2 separate regions of the Homo sapiens genome follow, and region 1 is linked to region 2. Evidence: chromatin loops called from intact Hi-C (ENCODE). Cell type or tissue: heart left ventricle. All regions are shown on one strand. Each heading gives the region's core, and the rest is flanking DNA. Links, peaks and the distances in the headings are about the cores only.

Evidence for each region. Hi-C counts contacts between places; a loop is a spot of excess contacts. Peaks named below come from ENCODE experiments on the same cell type or tissue, not always from the same donor. Only the 100,000 strongest peaks of a DNase experiment are listed, where the experiment ranks them.
Region 1: a loop joins it to region 2, with 2.7 times the contacts of the local background. A loop is called at or near these places in 7 of 110 quality-filtered maps.

The regions. Positions count from the first base shown.
Region 1 is chr22:32,625,694-32,631,068 of GRCh38, forward strand. The region is part of intron 6 of SYN3 (synapsin III); the gene reads right to left. It overlaps LOC107985545 (a long non-coding RNA gene), which reads left to right. Exons shown (of 3, transcript XR_001755504.2): 2 at 1-222; 3 at 2,653-4,226. Among named protein-coding and RNA genes, the nearest start is that of SYN3-AS1, 53 kb to the left of the region's middle. In heart left ventricle, for the core only: a CTCF peak has its summit at 2,522; a DNase peak (open chromatin) is centred at 1,478; H3K27ac peaks cover 3,202 bases.
Region 2 is chr22:32,758,205-32,763,579 of GRCh38, forward strand. All of the region lies in intron 6 of SYN3 (synapsin III), which reads right to left. Among named protein-coding and RNA genes, the nearest start is that of TIMP3, 41 kb to the right of the region's middle. In heart left ventricle, for the core only: no CTCF peak of the experiment used is centred there; DNase peaks (open chromatin) are centred at 2,827 and 3,257; H3K27ac peaks cover 1,935 bases.

The sequences.
Region 1 (5,375 bases), core at 129-5,128, 130 kb before region 2:
CTCTTCCCACCTCTTCCCCTGACAGTGCCATGATCTCCAACCAGGCTACCCAACTCCTGACATTCCATGGCTGAGCTTTGGACTGAGTTGTGCAGATGCTTACTGAGCACCTGCAATGTTGACGCCATGTGAGGATTCAAGCAAGAGCAAGACACATTTTTGGATGCTTAGTCTTAAGGATCTAAGTCTTCTTGTGCACAACAGATAAAGATATCGATAACCGTAAGTCAAGGCCAAATATTCTGCATCACAGGAAAGGTTTCAAATCAGACAGAGCTCACGTCTACTGGGTGGGGAAGGAGGAATCAGGAAAGGCTTAAGGAAGGAGGAATCAGGAAAAGCTTAAGGAAGGAGGAGGTGTTTGAGATGGACCTTGAAATGACCGTGAAAGGAAATGGTTGGGGGTAGAGGGAGGAAAGGGTGTTCCCAGTAGGCAGAGGGAATGGCTTGAGAAGAGGCTGGGCTTGGGAGGAGACTGTGCTGAGGGTGCCTCTTGTGCAACACAGCTTGGCCAGCACTCACAGGCAGGACACACCACACATCTTTCCTGCCACCCTCCTCTGCACCCAGGGACACACACGCATCTCTCTGGGCAGGGGCACACTCAGAAGCTGAGACTTCTGTACACCTCCCAAACCTGACAACAATGTGTGCTGAGATGTTAGGGATGATGTGGGACCTAAGGTGGCAAAGATGGGCTGCGGTCATTTCTGGGAGGGCTCTGATCGTCCTGGTAGAAAGTGGGGTTAGAGTAAGGCAGGGAACCTGTTCAAGTGTAGACAAAGAGAGAAGAGTTCATTAGGAATTTACAGCTTTGAGTAAACAAGGACCGAGAGTAGGTTTTTCAGAGGGGAGGAAGGAAGGCGGGAAAGGAATGAGCACTTGGGCAGAGCTGAGAAAGATGGGGACTCTGTTGACCTGCCCCAACCGGGGAATGGTGGAGCAGGGAGAAGTGTGGGAGCACAGACTCATGAACTTGCCACAAAAGAATCACAGAATTTCTGATGTGGAAGAGGCTTTGGTGCTACCCAGTTTAACCCCCTTATGTTATGGAGGACACTGGGTGCCCCGAGTGTGGAGGTGCGGGCACCAATCCTAGGGTGACAAAGCTGTCGTTTTATCTTCCACAGCGTCTATCATGTAGTAGGTATTTGGTGAATGTGTGTTGAAACGATGAAAATGTTGACTTCTACCTAGAACTGACCTCGTAAAATGGAAAATGAGGTCCCTGGACACCTGGTTGGTTGGCAATAATTTCCATGTAAAGGTGTTGTCTCCCTGCACCCCCAGCTTTGGAGGAAGCCCCCAGATGATGCTCTTATGCCCCCACACAGAGTCTCAGTTCCCATGGAGGGCCTGCCACTGGCTGGGGCGTCGAGGGGTAGCGAGCTGTGCGGTTCCTCCTTCCCTCCCACCCACCCTCCCGGGGTCGTTGTGTAAGTGGGGGGTGGCAGTGCGGCGGGCGGGTAACTTCCTGCAACAGCGGCAGGGCTGGGCATCCGAGCTGGCACGGTTCAAGTGCACCACAGCATTCTGAACATTTGGGAACACAGGAAGGGCTGCGTTTTTTAAGCTCCCTTTGTTTTCAAGGAGGGGCCAGAGTCCATGGGGAGGAAAGAAACAAAACCAGGAAAACAGATGACTTGCTTTGCAAAGATAGTGTGTACGTATGCTGCAGCTTCTGTGAGCCCTAATGCTCTGCTGTCCCTCTACACTTATGCACACCTACACACCCTGACGCACACTCACGGCAGGTCACACCACACATCTGTACTTCCATCTTTCTCTGGCACCCAGGGATGCAGACACACATCTACCTGGGCAGGGACACACCCAGAAGCTGAGACTTTGATACACAGAGACACCTCCCAAACCTAACCACAGAGGGACATCCACACACATGGATGGGCAAGTGCAATCATACACACATGTAGGAGTATGAAGCTTTCATGCATAGACATCCAGACACCCAGACACACACAGAGACATGCTCGGAAACTCCAAGACCCCCATACTTATAGAAAGATCCAGACTGAACACACACACACACATATGCAGGCTTGTGTACACACCCATCCCTCCTTGAAGAAGCTCCACCTGTACAAACACAGAGGAGCATTTTTTTTGTTTGTTTTTGTTTTTGTTTTTGTTTTGAGACAGAGTCTCACTCTGTCGCCCAGGCTGGAGTGCAGTGGCACCATCTCGGCTCACTGCAAGCTCCGCCTCCCGGGTTCAAGTGATTCTCCGGCCTCAGCCTCCCGAGTAGCTGGGACTACAGGCACATGCCACCACGCCCAGCTAATTTTTTGTATTTTTAGTAGAGACGGGGTTTCACCGTGTTAGCTAGGATGGTCTCGATCTCCTGACCTCGTGATCCGCCCGCCAAATCCCAAAGTGTGGGGATTACAGGTGTGAGCCACCGCACCCGGCCAGAGGAATGTTTTTACCAGGGGTCCAGGGAGCCTGCACACCCTCAGCCCTGCTCTCGGCTACCAGAAGAGTGTGGGCAGGCAAGATACAGTTCCAAAAGGCTCCACAGAGAGGGGCCAATGAGTCCTTTTGCTTTTCCCCTTGCTCTTGATGTTAGTGTTTCTAGAAGCTTCCATGTAGTGCCCTCATTTAATTTACAAGTTTGAATTCTTCTTTCACAAGGTATATTGAAGACCATTACTGGAAGTGAGGGGAGATGAGGAGGAAGAGGCCCTGGAAGGACATCTGGGACTGGTGGGAACAGCAGCTGGATTACCTGCTCCTGCCTGGGGATTTCTCTACATTCCCAAGCTGGTGCTGACAAAGTGCAGCCCCAAAGAGGCTGGGCCAGAGAGATTGGAAGAAGAGCTCTCAGGGGACTCCCACAATTCCTCTGACAATAAAATGAGACAGAGAGGTTAAAAGTCATTTAAATTTGGCCGGGCGTGGTGGCTCATGCCTATAATCCCAGCTACTCCGGAGGCTGAGGCAGGAGAACTGCTTGAACCTAGGAGGCAGAGGTTGCAGTGAGCTGAGATCATGCCATCGCACTCCAGCCTGGGGCACAAGAGCGAGACTTCGTCTAAAAAAAAAAAAAACCTCACTCAAATCTTTAGTTACAAGCTGGAAGATGCCGGGCTGTTCCCCCTGTAAGCTGTGCTGGCCGCTGGTCATGCTTCCTGTGGTGTGCTTTCAATTTCCCTCGTTGTAACTGAAAAGTGGGGGCCTTTTCTCTGAAGGAAGAGGCTGTGGTCTCCCAGGTGCCCTGTTGGGCTCTTTAGGGAGGGACTTAGACCCAGGAGGGCTCCTAGACCTGGGCAGGTAGAATTGCTCCGCCTGATAGAAAGAGAACCTGGAGCTCTCCAGGCAAGCTGGGCAGGTTTATGAGCTCGGAGCCTGAGAGGTGAAAGGTGAAGCTCCTCCCCTTCTGCTCTGACCCTGTCGTGTGTGCTCCCCAAATATTTGGTGAAATCCATCCCACTCAGAAATCGCTTTGGATTTGAGCGTGGGATCTGGGTCAGTGATAGCAACAGAGCAGCCCTCGAGGTAGGAACAGAGGCTTCCCCATCCTCTAGGAATTTGCATAAATATACTAGGAGATTGTGAAATGAATGAAAGTCCAAGAAAATCACATCTAGATCTGTGAGGCAAGGAGAGAGGCCCAGATGCCATCTGGGTAACATATGGGAAAGTGTTTGCAAACTTTAACCACTACGTAATGCAAAGAATCATTTGCTATCCTTGTTATATACAAAAATCTTCATCAAAATGTTTGCATTGAGCAGTTGAACCTAATGATGAAAGAGGCTTGCAAGAGCAGGCTGGCCGGGTCAGCCCTGGGACAGCCAGCCCAGGCTTTCTCAGGCAGGCGGCACGGTGTGGACGAGAGGTTGGTGGGCAGGGATTGGCTTCCTGGGTCCAAACACCTCCTTTTTCTCTTACTATCTTTCTTGTCTTTCACAGGTTTATTTAAACGCTTTATAAACTTTTTTCTTTGTATTTTGCCAGAGCCATCCCCTGGGAGCCTCTTTGCAATCTTCCTTCTCGTCCAGCTCCCAGTATAAGTCACCTCCTTCAAAGCTCTTTGAATCCTGATGGTGCCCTTGACTGGGAGAGGCCACATAGTGGGGTGGTTAAGAGCATGTACCCTGGAGGGGAACAGAGCTGGATGATCAGGGCCAGGACTAGGGTAAGGAGGGTGAGACCTGAAAATTAAATAAAAATGAAAATGAAATGAGATGAAAATTAAATAAAAATCTGAGAAGGTGCCTGCAAACTCATAAATCAAAATAAATATTTTAATGTTATTTTATATAGGTATGTATTTTTTTTTTTTTTTGAGACGGAGTCTCGCTCTGTTGCCAGGCTAGAGTACGGTGGCGCGATCTCGGCTCACTGCAACCTCGGCCTCCTGGGTTCAAGCAATTCTCCTGCCTCAGCCTCCCAAGTAGCTGGGACTACCGGCGCCCACCACCATGCCCAGCTAATTTTTGTATTTTTAGTAGAGACGGGGTTTCACCATGTTGGCCAAGATGATCTCCATCTCTTGACCTCATGATCTGCCCCCCTCGGCCTCCCAGAGTGCTGGGATTACAGGCCTAAGCCACCACACCCGGCCGTATGTATGTATTTTTAGAGATGGGGTCTTGCCATGTTACCCAGGTTGGGTTAAAGTGATCCTCCTGCCTCAGCCTTCCAAATAGCTGAGGCTACACGTATGTCCCACTGTTCCTGGCCTTATTATTGTGATATTTAAGTAAATGAATATCAATGTAAATAAATTCATGATGAGCAAAATACTAATATTTTAATGAAGATAGGATCCAACCCTACATTTGCATAACCCTGTCTCACTTGCCTGCCCTGATCTGGTCCTTTCTGAATTTGTATCTCGGCTCTGCCTCTTATTAGCTGGGGCACACTTTTAAAAAACTGATGTGCACGTTACAAACAGTAAAATGAATACTTTTAAAGAGTACAGATCAATAAATGTTTATATACGTGCACAGCTATGTGACCAACACTTAATCAAGACATAGGCCATTTCCATCTCTGCGGCAAGTTTCCCCTTAGGACTTCCTCTTGCTTAAAATGCTTCAGTGGGTGTTCACTGCTGTCAAGATAAACATCAAATCCTTTTGTCCTGGCCCCTTCACAGGCTACAGGTGTGTTCCCTACTGTTCTATGAGAAGCCAAATACAGGTGTTTGACCTGAAAACACCAGTATATCTAGCACATCCCACTGCTGAGCCTCTCAAAGCTGACCTTGGCTCTGAATTTAACAGCAACTCGGATTCCAACCCTAATGCTAACCTCAGCCAGAGGGATGTTTAAAAATACCTGCAGAGGGCCGGGTGTGGTGGCTCACGCCTGTAATCCCAGCAATTTGGGAGGCCGAGGCGGGC
Region 2 (5,375 bases), core at 209-5,208:
TATTATGTTAGGCATAATTATGACCTTATTATTGTCTTTATTTGAAGATTATGTATGATCTGAGGAGATGTGTATGGGTTCAAGTTAACAAGGGGTGGACTTGTGATGGTTAATACTAAGTGTCAACTTGATTGAAGGATGCAAAATATTGATCCTGCGTGTGTCTGTGAGGGTGTTGCCAAAGGAGATTAACATTTGAGTCACTGGGCTGGGGAAGACAGACCCACCCTTAATCTGGTGGGCACAATCTAATCATCTGCCAGTGAATATAAAGCAGGCAGAAAAATGTGAAAAGACAAGACTGGCCTAGCCTCCCAGCCTACATCTTTCTCCCGTGCTGGATGCTTCCTGCCCTCAAACGTCGGACTCTAAGTTCTTCAGTTTTGAGCCTCAGACTGGCTCTCCTTGCTCCTCAAGCTTGCAGACAGCCCCTATTGTGGGACCTTGTGATTGTGTAAGTTAATACTTACTAAACTCATATATATATATATATATATGTCTTATTAGTTCTGTCCCTCTTGGGAACCCTGACTAACACACTGCCTAAATACTTTGTGTTTGAATTTAATATGGAATTAGGTTCTAGGCTCAGATAATTATAAATGACTTTTCACCTATATGGTGTCTGGTAGGACCAAATCCAACAGTCCTGTGGGTAGCAGGACAGCTGTTGGCTGTGCAGAGTATCCTGTATGCATTCCCAGTCCCCCTGACTATCTGCCCATAGTGCCCATTGCTTGTGATGATAACCAAAAGTCTTCCCACAAGTTTCCAAACTGCATTTCAAGGGAGGGTCCTGTCCCCATGGAGGACCATTAACCACATCATTAAGATTTACTCATAAGATTATATCCCAACCTCTCAATATCTCTCTAAGTTCTTTAAGCCCTGTATTCAGTTGTGGTCGCCAGATGGAAGAGACAGAAGCAAGAGGAGGTGGAAGGAGCCCCAGAATTAGACAGGGAATCCAGCTTGCCTTTCCACTGCTGCATTCCCAGGCCTAGCCAGCACACATGAGGTGTTCAACAAATATTCATGACATGAAATTATTAGCCGTGTAGGCTTGGGGAAATTATTTAATCTTCCGGAACTGTCAATTCCCTCTTGGTAAATGGATGGTCACACCATGGGGCTCTTGAAAGGACCAAATATGAGAAAGCCCAGGATATGTACAAGGGGCTCAACGACTATTAGTTGACCATGAAAATCGTGGTCCTGCTACCATCAGGCTGGGATGAAATTCTCAATCATGGCACAGCTAACAGAAGAGTGTTTTCAAATCAGCCTGTGACTAGACTACTTGACATTTTGGAATGTAATTTCTTCCAACCTTGAGATCTGGCAGTTCTGAGACCCTTGTCTTGACAGAGCTGGTGGTGAGGAGAAATGTCCCCATCCACCCTCGACCTGCCTGATTCCTACATTCCTACCACCCCCAGCACTCACCCACCCCCAGCCAGCACCCACGGCACCCCCAGCCAGCACCCACGCACCACCAGCCAGCACCCACCCACCATCAGCCAGCACCCACCCACCCCCAGCCAGCACCCACCCAGCCCCAGTCAGCACCCACGGCACCCCCAGCCAGCACCCACGCACCACCAGCCAGCACCCACCCACCATCAGCCAGCACCCACCCACCACCAGCCAGTACCCACCCACCCCCAGCCAGCACCCACCAACCAGCAGCCAGTACCCACCCACCAGCAGCCAGTACCCACGCACCCGCAGCCAGCACCCACCCACCAGCAGCCAGCACCCACCCACCCCCAGCCAGTACCCACCCACCCCCAGCCAGCACCCACCCACCAGCAGCCAGTACCCACCCACCCCCAGCCAGCACCCACCCACCAGCAGCCAGTACCCACCCACCACCAGCCAGCACCCACGTGCCCCCAGCCAGCGCCCACCCACCAGCAGCCAGCACCCATGCATCCGCAGCCAGCACCCACTCACCCCCCAGCCAGCACCCACGTACCCCCCAGCCAGCACCCACCCGCCCCCAGCCAACAGCCACGCACCAACAGCCAGCACCCATGCAGGCCTGCGGCCCTTCCTTGATTGAGTCTAAAGGAAGGTCTCCCTCCATTCTGCTCCTGCCCTGCCCTTCGGTTGAAGGAGAGGAGAAGCAAACAATTACTGAGCACCTCCTGCATGCTTGGAGCTTTATTCTTCCCCAAGTTATGCTGCTAAATCTCGTTCTCGAAGTGGGATGAAGGGGAGTGACATCCCACACATGAGGAAACGGGGCTCAGAGATGGTAAGTAATGTCATGTGCCCAGGGTCTCAGAGTGGGCATGAGGTGGACATTCCTTTTGGAGTGGTCTTCCCTTCCACCACAGTCAGGGGAGGTTGACAGAAGGCACATGCAGGGCCCCCCGTGGGCAGAGCTCACATCACACCAGCCTCCCACCGTCTACCCTAGCCCACACCCACAGTGCCCAGGCTTCTGAAATTCACCAGGCTCTGAGGGTGGGGCTCCTCTGTCCTTCCCCACTGGTTCAGAGGGGCGGTGTAAAGACAGACAGGGAGAGAAGATGAGGAAAATGTCAGCAGGCCTCAAATGCCAGGGGTACTGGGAGTGAGTTGGAACCAGAGCAATGGATAGATTTTTAGCAGGACCAAAGAGAAACTTTGAGTATATTTGAGAGTGAGATGCTTTAGAAGACTATGATGGGCCAGGACACTTCACACTGCCCAGGCAGCTGGTCCAGGGTCAAGGAAACACTGGCGTCATAGATATTGTAAGGGGTTCCTGTCTTACAATGTTCCTCTCAACCTCCCATTTCCAGTCTGTTCCCTCTAGCAGGGGGAGCTCCCGGGGTACACGGTGTCCCAGCCAGCTCTTCAATCTAGAGGACAGCAGCTGCTGCCAGCCTCTGAGGGCTGGGAGGTGGAGAGTTGAAGCCCACTGGGTCATCTGCTGGTCAAATGCTGCAGGGGGCAATGCATCTTCAGTTCTAGTGTTAACCTTGCTGCAAAGGTGCTGTGTGACCCAGTGCCGGTTACTGTTGCTTTCCTGGCCTCAGTTTCCATATTGCCAAGTTGAGGGGATTGGACTAGTTGATTACCAAAAGCTCTCTTTCCTTTGGTTTTTATGAGGAGCAGGAGCCCAGGGAAGAAATGGGACATGAGAGAGAGGCAAGGGGTGGCCGATAGAAGCCATGCGCGTGAGTCACGAGAAGGGGTGTGAGATCCCAAAAGGAAGCTGAGCAAATTTGCAGAATGTCAACACCCCAGGGCAGGTCACTCCTAGCCCTTCACTGACCCTGGAAGGGAGTGGGGGGACAACAGCAAGGTCAGGCTTCCCAGAGGCCATGGGATTTAGCCAGCTTGCTCCTGAGGGCTGGCAGCCCAGTTTTGAGCACCTCTTGAAGGCAGTGGGGCAGGTGCTTCTGGTGGGGGTGCCTCTGAAACCCCAGAATGCAGTATAGTCCCAGAGAGGTCAGGTCCTGCAGATTTCTTTGGTGATAACAGCTGCTTTGTTTTGCGGGGAGGCCACAAAATTCCTTTTAAAGCAAGATTTCCTTCCTCCATTTATTTATTTACTTTTCACCCAGTGATTCAGCGAAACAACCTCAAAACCAGTCTCCAATGGGAGGCAGGAAGAACCAAACCCTCAAACATTAGTGTCTCTGTGAGGTTTTGCCTGGTGGAATTTTCCTTAAAATAACTGCACCCGGAGATTGTCGGATACGGGATGGGGAAGGGGAAGACCTGAAAACGGGGTCCTGCGGGGCTTGTGAATGACTCAGATGCTGGAGTGAGGAGTCTCAGGAGTCTGCCCTGAGTGCCACCTGTCCTTAGCGAGGGCTTGGGTGGGTGATGGCATCGGTTTTCTCATTTCACAGACTCCAGAGGGTGCCATCTTCCTGAAGACAGAACGAGCCAGTAGTTTGAACCCTAAGTGCAAGAGAAGGGACTCAAGGCAGCACGTTTATAGCAGTGGGGTAGGATTTTAGCGCCATCTTGCTCCCTGTCCATACATCCTTCCTCAGGGTTAAAGCAGTGGGCTGGGACTGGCATCCTCTTGCTCCTGTCCATGCGTCCTTCCCCAGGGTTATAGCAGTGGGCTGGGACTGGCACCCTCTTCTCCCCGTCCATACATCCTTCCTCAGGGTTATAGCGGTGGGCTGGGACTGGCACCCTCTTGCTCCCTGTCCATACGTCTTTCCCCTAATTCCTAATGCAATGGCTTTAGTTTCTTTAACTCAGTGGGAACAACAAACAAACAGAAAATGTCTTTCTCTTTGTTATAACACATCTGAATTGGAAAAGGACCAACAAGATAAAAGGTTGTGGTGGAAATGGTGCCAGATTAGAAATTAATTCAGGATACCTGGGATCTATTTCAGCTTTGGTGTATTAAGCCATGAGACCTTGGGGAGGTCACTTCCTAAAGGGCATAAAGATGGCCAGGGTCGCGAAACCCAGTGTCTGCAACCAGGAAGTCAGGTGATATAGAAGAACAGGTCTGCTGATGGACAGAGCGAGGTGGGGCGGGCGCCCTTGCATGAAAGTCACATGGACTTGGGGGCACGCCCTGGTTCCCACTTATTGATAGGATGATCTGGGGCAAGTCAACTCCTTCTTTCTGAGCCTCAGCTTCCCCATTTGTAAGGTAAGGAAAATAGTAATCATCTCAAAGGGCTGTTGAGAGAATGCACAGGGAAGAGCTTGGTAAGCCAGAAAGCATGAGTCAAATAGGAGATACTTTCATTACTCTAGACACTTAGGAGCAAGGAATATTAATCACATAGTCCTCAAGGGGACCAAGGCTAAATAACAATAGCTACAATAACAACAATTAGTATCTTATTGAGTGCTTACTATGTGCCAGACACTGTTTTGAATGCTTTGAATGTATGAACTCATTTCATCTTTTTTTTAAAGTGTAACATAACATATACACAGTAAATTAGTAAAGTGATCTATTTTTTGTTGTTGTTGTTTTTTTTTTGAGATGGAGTCTCACTCTGTCGCCCAGGCTGGAGTGCAGTGGCACTATCTCAGCTCACTGCAAGCTCCGCCTCCCGGGTTCACGCCATTCTCCTGCCTCAGCTTCTCGAGTAGCTGGGATTACAAGCGCCTGCCACCACGCCTGGCTAATTTTTTTTTTGCATTATTTAGTAGAGATGGGGTTTTACCATGTTAGCCAGGATGGTCTTGATCTCCTGACCTCATGATCCGCCTGCCTTGGCCTCCCAAAGTGCTGGGATTACAGGCGTGAGCCACCACGCCTGGCCAAGTGCTCTAATCTTAAGAGTACTTCTTGATGAAGTTTTACATTGGTACATATCATATGAGCTCATTTAGTCTTCAAGGCAACCCTACACTGTTTATTTCCATTTTACAGATGTGAAAACCGAGGCAGA